2 separate regions of the Homo sapiens genome follow, and region 2 is linked to region 1. Evidence: chromatin contacts called from ENCODE Hi-C or POLR2A ChIA-PET data. All regions are on one chromosome and are shown on one strand. Each heading gives the region's core, a stretch centred on a gene start or an enhancer-like site at or near the end of the contact. The rest is flanking DNA. Distances are from core to core; before and after follow the strand shown. Region 1 holds the start of SIRT3 (sirtuin 3). Region 2 holds the start of SIGIRR (single Ig and TIR domain containing).

The links. A loop is a pair of places that touch in the nucleus more often than their neighbours do. ChIA-PET counts read pairs that join two places held with the same protein, here RNA polymerase II (POLR2A). Pooled maps may share reads with other maps.
Region 2: a map of naive thymus-derived CD4-positive, alpha-beta T cell shows a loop between it and region 1 (4-fold over the local background). The contact joins the promoter of SIGIRR here to the promoter of SIRT3 in region 1. A Hi-C loop is called at or near these places in 6 of 168 maps with a recorded cell type or tissue (CD14-positive monocyte, CD4-positive, alpha-beta T cell, CD8-positive, alpha-beta T cell and 1 more), 14 of 37 single-sample maps with no recorded cell type and 14 of 50 pooled maps. POLR2A ChIA-PET finds 5 or more read pairs at or near these places in 16 of 52 experiments (CD4-positive, alpha-beta T cell, CD4-positive, alpha-beta memory T cell, CD8-positive, alpha-beta memory T cell and 12 more).

What each region holds. Positions count from the first base shown.
Region 1 is chr11:234,342-238,124 of GRCh38, reverse strand. It overlaps SIRT3 (sirtuin 3), which reads left to right and starts at 1,783. Exons shown (of 7, transcript NM_012239.6): 1 at 1,783-2,077. The coding sequence starts at 1,797. It overlaps PSMD13 (proteasome 26S subunit, non-ATPase 13), which reads right to left and starts at 1,149. Exons shown (of 13, transcript NM_002817.4): 1 at 981-1,149. The coding sequence starts at 1,075. RefSeq lists enhancers at 898-1,137, 1,298-1,487 and a silencer at 1,638-1,717.
Region 2 is chr11:413,077-416,859 of GRCh38, reverse strand. It overlaps SIGIRR (single Ig and TIR domain containing), which reads left to right and starts at 1,861. Exons shown (of 10, transcript NM_001135054.2): 1 at 1,861-2,037. RefSeq lists silencers at 1-118, 179-248 and an enhancer at 769-1,388.

The sequences.
Region 1 (3,783 bases), core at 534-3,033:
ACATAGCGCTTCATCCAAAACCCAAAGGCTAATATTTAATAACGCAGATAAAATGCTTTGAAAATTACCAAGTGCTATCCAACACAAACCATTATTTGCCAAACATTAATTTGCTCTCAAAAACTGCTAATAGCAGAAGGCTGCTGAATGCTAAACATCATCAAAACATGTATGGAACATCTATGTGAAAGGTATTATATTAAATGCTAGGGTTAACAGGGAGGTTACTACAGGAGATGTATTTTCTATGGAATAGCTCCAGCCCAATGCCAGCAATTTATTCTACTCATATTAAAAGGAGGTTAGTGCTTAGCAAGAATTTAATTGCTCTGCAATTCATCCTGTTTCTAAACAAACCTAAACTTTAAGATCTTTCTAGGGGCAGAAAGCCCATGAGAAATACAATGGAAGGTAAAGACAATGGGACGGCGGAAGTGGTTGCACCCCGTGCAACCAGCTGCAGAATGAATAGGGAAAACAGCAAAGCTGTACTAGCCTCTGGTTTATCAACTCCAGACCATGAGAAAGATAACTGTAGATACAGTTACACTATGACAAGGCTAAGCACGAATCACCAACATGTTTCCCAAAGTGGGTGGTGGCCCTGAAAGTGTGTTTGCTTGTTAGATGGAATCAAGAGCTAAAATCAAAGGCTACTCCTGAACCGTTTTAGTAAGACCCGAGGTAGGAGTTCAGAAGCCTCAGTCTCAGTCCCCCGTTAAGGAAGCAGTGAATCTCAGACCGAAACATCCTGGCTACAGCTCTTGGCCCTCGTGGTCTGTCATCCCTCTTATTCCTCGACCCTGCCACTCAAGGTTCCTCAGCAAACCTTGCCGGCACAGCCGGTCGCTACACGTCCCCGTTTCCCCCCAACTTGGGTCTGGGCGCCCTCAGCCCATCAAGGGTCCGCTCCTCCGCCCGCCTGCCCCCTCCGTCTCCCTCTATCGCCGGGGCCCAGGGCCCGTCTGCTCGGCGCTCACTTCTTCGTGTAGAGCTCCTCCAGACGGTGCCACACAGCGGGCTGCCCGGGCCCGGAGTTCTGGCTCTGCTGTAGGAAGCCCGGTACGTCCTTCATGACAGCAGGAAGACCCCCGGCACAGAAGAACAACCGGGATGTCAGCACCGCGGGGATGGCTGCCGGAAATGCTCACTCACTTCCGGCGCCGAGCGGCGCGGGGCAGGCTGGGAGCGCCGTAGCAGGCCGGGGGCGGGCCCCGCTGGTTGCTCGGTTACAGCGCGTCTCTGCGCTCCGGACAAAACTCTCCGGCGTTTGCAGCCCACTTCCCGCGCACTTGGCTGTGCCATTGAGGCGTCAAAGAGTGTGGGCGCCTGTGGTCGAACCCGCTACGGACTAGCTTTGTGGTGTCAGCCTTTGTGACCCGGAATTGCTCCTGTCAAATGAGGATCTTCCCAGTAGTGTTTTGCGAGGATTAGGTGTAAATATAATGCCTGACCATAGTAAAAGCGCTCAGAAAGTATTAACTATCACCGCCATCCGGGTTGAAAAAGGTGTGAGCGCAGGGTACAGAAATGCTGGCTCCAGGTTTGACCTCCGGGGCGAGAGATGAGACACCAGACTAGGGAACTTCCTCTACTCGCCTCTACGTCTACCTGGGCGCGCCGGAGGCGTCGGCAAGGAGGCGGGGGCGGGGCGCGGAGGCGGGACCGGGGCGCCGGGGGCGGGGGCGGTAGGCGGAGGCGGGGCTGGGGCGCCGGGGGCGGGGGTGGGAGGCGGAGGCGGGGCCGGGGCGCCGGGGGCGGGGCGAGTCCGGAGGACTCCTTGGACTGCGCGGAACATGGCGTTCTGGGGTTGGCGCGCCGCGGCAGCCCTCCGGCTGTGGGGCCGGGTAGTTGAACGGGTCGAGGCCGGGGGAGGCGTGGGGCCGTTTCAGGCCTGCGGCTGTCGGCTGGTGCTTGGCGGCAGGGACGATGTGAGTGCGGGGCTGAGAGGCAGCCATGGGGCCCGCGGTGAGCCCTTGGACCCGGCGCGCCCCTTGCAGAGGCCTCCCAGACCCGAGGTGCCCAGGGCATTCCGGAGGCAGCCGAGGGCAGCAGCTCCCAGTTTCTTCTTTTCGAGGTATTTTGGGCAAGGACAAGCACTTCTTGCGTGTTCGTTGTCGACACCTCGCCCACTCTTTCTCACCTTGCCGTGTTTCCTTTGCGGCATGTCTGGGAGTTTACGTGCGTTCCAACACCGGGGCCTCCGTCTTTATGCTGATCTGTGGACGTCACTTATGGGGGTTTTGTCGTTTATTTCACCATTCCCTCATTGAAATACGTTCTAACCTTTAGTTATTGTGCATCATGCTGTGGTGAATAACCTTGTTGGCACCTCACTGTTTGCATAAATTCCTAGTACTGGGATTGCTAGGTCCAAAAGTATATGCATTTAACGCTTTAATGATCCCTCATAAATGTTGTGCGGTTAATACTCCCACTGGCATGTGATCGTACCCGTCTCCATAGTAATTGCATCTAAGAACTGAGGCTACATAGGAAAAAATCTTAAGGTCCATGGTTGTTAGGTATCAGATGCCCTATAATGGATGAATATTTAAGTAAATAATGGCACATTGACTTGCTGTCTGACACAACTGCTGAAAATGTTGGTGAAAAGTGAGTCTCGAAGTGGTAGCTCACACTTGTAATACCAGCACTTTCGGAGGCTGAGACGGGGATCGCTCGAGGCCAGGAGTTCAAGAGCAGCCTGGGCAACATAACGAGACCCCCATCTCTACCAAAAATTTAAAAATTAGCCGGGCATGGTGGCGCAAGCCTGTTGTCCCAGTTACTCCTGAGACTAAGGCAAGAGGATCCCTTGAGTCCAGGAGTTCAAGGCTGCAGTGAGCTATGATTGAGCCACTGCACTCCAGCCTGGGTGACAGAGCAAGACTCTTATCTACCTGTGGGAAAAAAAAAAGAAAAAAGTTTAATAGATCCTGAAGAGTTGGCCGGGCGCGGTAGCTCACGCCTGTAATCCCAGCACTTTGGGAGGATGAGACGGGTGGATAACGAGGTCAGGAGTTCGAGACCAGCTGGGCCAACATGGTGAAACCCCATTTCTACTGAAATTACAAAAATTAGCCGGGCGTGGTGGCGGGCGCCTGTAATCCTAGCTACTCAGGAGGCGGAGGCAGGAGAATCACTTGAACCCGGAAGGCAGAGGTTGCAGTGAGCCGAGATGGCACCATTGCACTCCAGCCCGGGCGAAAGAGCAAAAACTCCGTCTCAAAAAAAAACAAAGATCCCGAAGAGTCAGTCGTTCATCCAAGAAGCCCTGACTGAGCTCTTATTCTGTGCCAGACTCTGTTCTAGGTGCTATGGATGGAGCAGGGACCAGGACCTACAAACACGTGGAGCGCATTCTAATATCTGTGATACTCTGCAAAACTGTTAAAACAAATCCTTGCGGCCGGGCGCGGTGGCTCACGCCTGTAATTCCAGCACTTTGGAAGGCCGAGACGGGCGGATCACGAGGTCAGGAGATCGAGACCATCCTGGCTAACACAGTGAAACCCCGTCTTTACTAAAAATACAAGGAAATTAGCCAGGCGTGGTGGCGGGTGCCTGTAGTCCCAGCTACTCGGGAGGCTGAGGCAGGAGAATGGCGTGAACCTGGGAGGCGGAGCTTGCAGTGAGCCGAGATCGCGACACTGCACTCCAGCCTGGGCAACAGAGCGAGACTCCGTCTCAAAACAAAACAAAACAAAACAAAACAAAAATCCTTGCTACCACTGGCCCTAAAGCAGGAGGCATAGGGCTGCGTGTGAGGAGTAGTCCATT
Region 2 (3,783 bases), core at 612-3,111, 180 kb before region 1:
CGCCCCGAGCCGCACCCCCGTGCCCGCCTCCCGCGCGCGTCCTCGTTCTCCGCCCTCCTCACTTGGAGGGCGCCCAGGGCGCAGGTGGGCGCGGGGTAGGGGAGCGAACCAGAGCCCCTCGGCCTGCGGGGCCGCAGCCTTTTACCCACGTTCCTGCTTCAGGACAGGCGCTGGGGGCCCAGCGCGCACGGGGAGCGGAGGGGCGGCGCGTCCGAGCTGAGCGGGAGTCGCCCGCAGGGTGCTGGGTGCTGAGCGTCGAACCCACCGGGCAGGGGCGGCCGCGGACCGAGGACGCTGGCTGGGTCTGAGGGCGGGAGGAGCTGGCGCTTTCTAAGAACCTCAAGGTGCCCAGCAGAGTGCGGTGGGCAGTGCGAGGCGACCAGGGCCAGGCTTGGACTGAGATTCTGGGCGCCTCGGAAGAGCTGTGCGGGCGAGGGTCGGAGACTTTGTGGGTGTTCATGCTCACCCTGGACGGTGGACCTGGGGGCTCGGGGGTGCAGGACGTTAGCAGAGAGAGGGAAGGAGAGGGTGCCAAGCCAGCCCTGAGAGATGGTGACGCTGAGACCGGGTGCACAGAGCAGCCGCCGAGCCGGGGCTTCACAGTTGGCGGCTGACCCCAGGGCCTGTGCTGGAGGCCCTGCTCCTGCTTCCTGCGGGGGTGCCCTGGGCCCTGCTGTGCCTGCTTCCTGACCTGCAGTGTGGGGAGAACCTTCTTGAGGGGCTTCCAAGGACCCACTTCAAGGAGGGGCTGGTACCAGGCTCTGTGGGGGAAGGGGTGCTGTCTTTGGGACCCTGAGCCCAAGGCCCACCATCACCCAAGGCTGAGTACCGGGACAAAGGAAGGTCCTAGCAGGGCTGGGACTCAGTCAGACAAGTACCTGTAGAAAGCCTGCTGCTGAGAGGGTGCTCAGCCAGGGCCGGGAGGCTGGATGGCAGCCCTCCACAATGAAGCCCTGCCCCCATGTGGCTGAGGGCAGGGCCAGGGTCCAAAGGAGACCCTTGTCTGATTCTGTGGGCAATACCAGCCACCGGTCACTGGGTCCCCAGTCCCAGGTCAACCTGGGGAGTGTCAGTTTGGTGACAACAGGAGATGCCATCTGCCCCTCATCTGCTCTGAGCCAGGAGCCTCGGCCACCTGTGTTTGCTCCTTATTTGGAAAAGGGGGCGCTGCCCTCCCACCCCAGCCTGAAGGGAAGGTCCACAAGATGCCATAGTCCCTTGTAACTGCTCACCCATCGGGGGAGCTATGTCTGGGAGAGGGACGGGGAGAGGGCGGAAGAGTTCTGCTGGAGCCCCATTGTTGACCGGGAGTTTCTGAAGGCCCTGTTCCCCGGGGTCAGAGGTCAAAGACACATGGGGGAGCAAACCGGCCCCTTGGCTCCTGAGTGTGAGCTCTAGTAGCGTCTGGAAGGCATGCCGCGCGGTCCCCGGTCCTCCTTGTATGTGTGCAGGGTGGCCCTGGCGGGGGTCTCCTGGCTGGAGGACCCCCCATGCATTACCCCTGGAACCTGCCCCTTTGAGCACCCCCCACCCCACAACACACACGCACACACACAAACGCACGCACACGCACATACTGCACACACATTGCACACACGCAGACACACTGCACACACACACACACACACACACACACACACACACACACACACGCTGCACAGAGGAAAGTGCCGTGCCTGGGTGGGTTGGGGCGGGCTCCAGAGGAAGGAGCCGCTTGACTCAGAGCTACAGGAAGAGCCGGGGCAGGCGGGGTGAGAACCACCAACTGCCCGTCCTCCCGCCCGCCTAGGGAAGGGGTGGGTGCCTGGGTGGGGTTTAGGGTTAGGAGAGGATGTGACTGCAAGGCCAGGAAGCTACAGGGAAAGTTCTGATCAAAATACACAAAGACACAAGCCAGGTCCCCACCGCGCTTGGCGATGCATCCATAGCAGCCTTGGTGCTGTGGACACTCCCTGGGGCCCAGCGAAGGGGAGAGTTTGCTCCCAAAGGCGCACCAATGACCAACATTTGCCCCCCGGAGGAAAGAACTGGAACCAGGTGACTGCCTTCCCCGCTGCTCTGAGTGAGCCTGTGTCAGGGCCTGGCTGAGAGGAGGCCCACGGCGCCCAAGACCCATATGCATGTGTGTGCATGTGTGTGTGAGACAGAGCGAGGGGCAGCAGGAGGCTGTGTCGCATCAGCGGCCAAGGGTGGGTGTCAGGTGCAGTGTGTGTGCTGTGGGGTGCCTGTGGTCCTAGGCTCTGTGACAAGCGTTGCAATGGGTGTTGTATATACTCAACAGTTGTGTGAGGGGTCTGCAGCCTAAGCTGTGTGCAGTGGTAATGGGAGGTGTGTGTGGTAGGAAGTGTGCTGTGTAGGAGGTGCAAGTGTGCACACGGGCTGAGACTGAAGCTCTGTGCAGGTGCACATGGGCCAGAGGGCTGTGTGTATGTGATGTGTGCAGGGGAGGAGGGGCAGAGGAGAGGGTGCAGGGGAAGTTAGGGAGGGGAGGGGGTACAAGGAAAGGTGTGCAGGGGAGAGGGTGCAGGGAAAGGTGGGGAGGGGAGAGGGTGCAGGGGAAGGTAGGCAGAGGAGAGGGTGCAGGGGAGAGGGTGCAGGGGAAGGTGTGCAGGGAAAGGTGGGGAGGGGAGAGGGTGCAGGGGAAGGTAGGCAGAGGAGAGGGTGCAGGGGAAGGTGTGCAGGGGAGAGGGTGCAGGGAAAGGTGGGGAGGGGAGAGGGTGCAGGGGAAGGTAGGCAGAGGAGAGGGTGCAGGGGAAGGTGTGCAGGGAAAGGTGGGGAGGGAGAGGGTGCAGGGGAAGGTAGGCAGAGGAGAGAGTGCAGGGGAAGGTGTGCAGGGGAGAGGGTGCAGGGAAAGGTGGGGAGGGGAGAGGGTGCAGGGGAAGGTAGGCAGACGAGAGTACAGGGAAAGGTAGGGAGGAGAGAAGGTGCAGGAGGAGGCAGGCAGAAGAGAGGGTGCAGGGGAAGGTGGGGAGGGGAGAGGGTGCAGGGGGAGGCAGGCAGAGGAGAGGGTTCAGGGGAGAGGGTGCAGGGGAAGGTGGGCAGGGGAAGGTGGGGAGTGGAGAGCGTGCAGGGGGAGGCAGGCAGAGGAGAGGGTGCAGGGGAAGGTGCGTAGGGGAGAGGGAGCAGGGGAGAGGGTGCGGGAAGAGGGTGCAGGGGAGGGTTTGCAGGGAGAGGGTGCAGGGGAGAGGGTGCAAGGAGAGGCAGGCAGCGGAGAGGGTGCAGAGGAGGGTTTGCAGGGGAGGGCACCTGCTTTCTTGCTGTGCTCGTATCCTGGCAGTCTGCCCTTGACTTCCAGAAGGCTCTGAGGCTGCTTTTGGAGGGAGGACTTTGAGGTCTGAGCTTGGGGCGGTCACGGAAGCACTGCAGGAGATGCCAGGGGTTCTGCTGGGCTGGCGGTGTGACCTCCCGGGCTTGCTGTGAGGGGTTGGTTTCCTGGGAAGTGTGTGCTTTAAGGACCCTCAGTGGGTGGTTCCCCTGGGTCAAGGACTTTCCTTGGAGTGTCCTCCACCGCAAAGGACTTCTTCAAGGACCCCCTGGCCATCCCCCATGGGTGTGTGCCTCATGCTGTATCGGTTCCCGAGGAAACTGCCAAACAGTCAAACCTGGGGCCTCTGGCTGTGCTTCACCCATGGAGAGGGAATAGGTGGCAGGCTAAGAGGACTGTCCCTGCCACTGCCTCTGGGGCCTTAGCGGGGAGGAATCCTGAGGGAGCTGGGGTGCAGAAACTTAGGCTTGATCCCCACATCCCCACTTCCACTGTGTCCCTGCAGCAGGGAGGGGAGT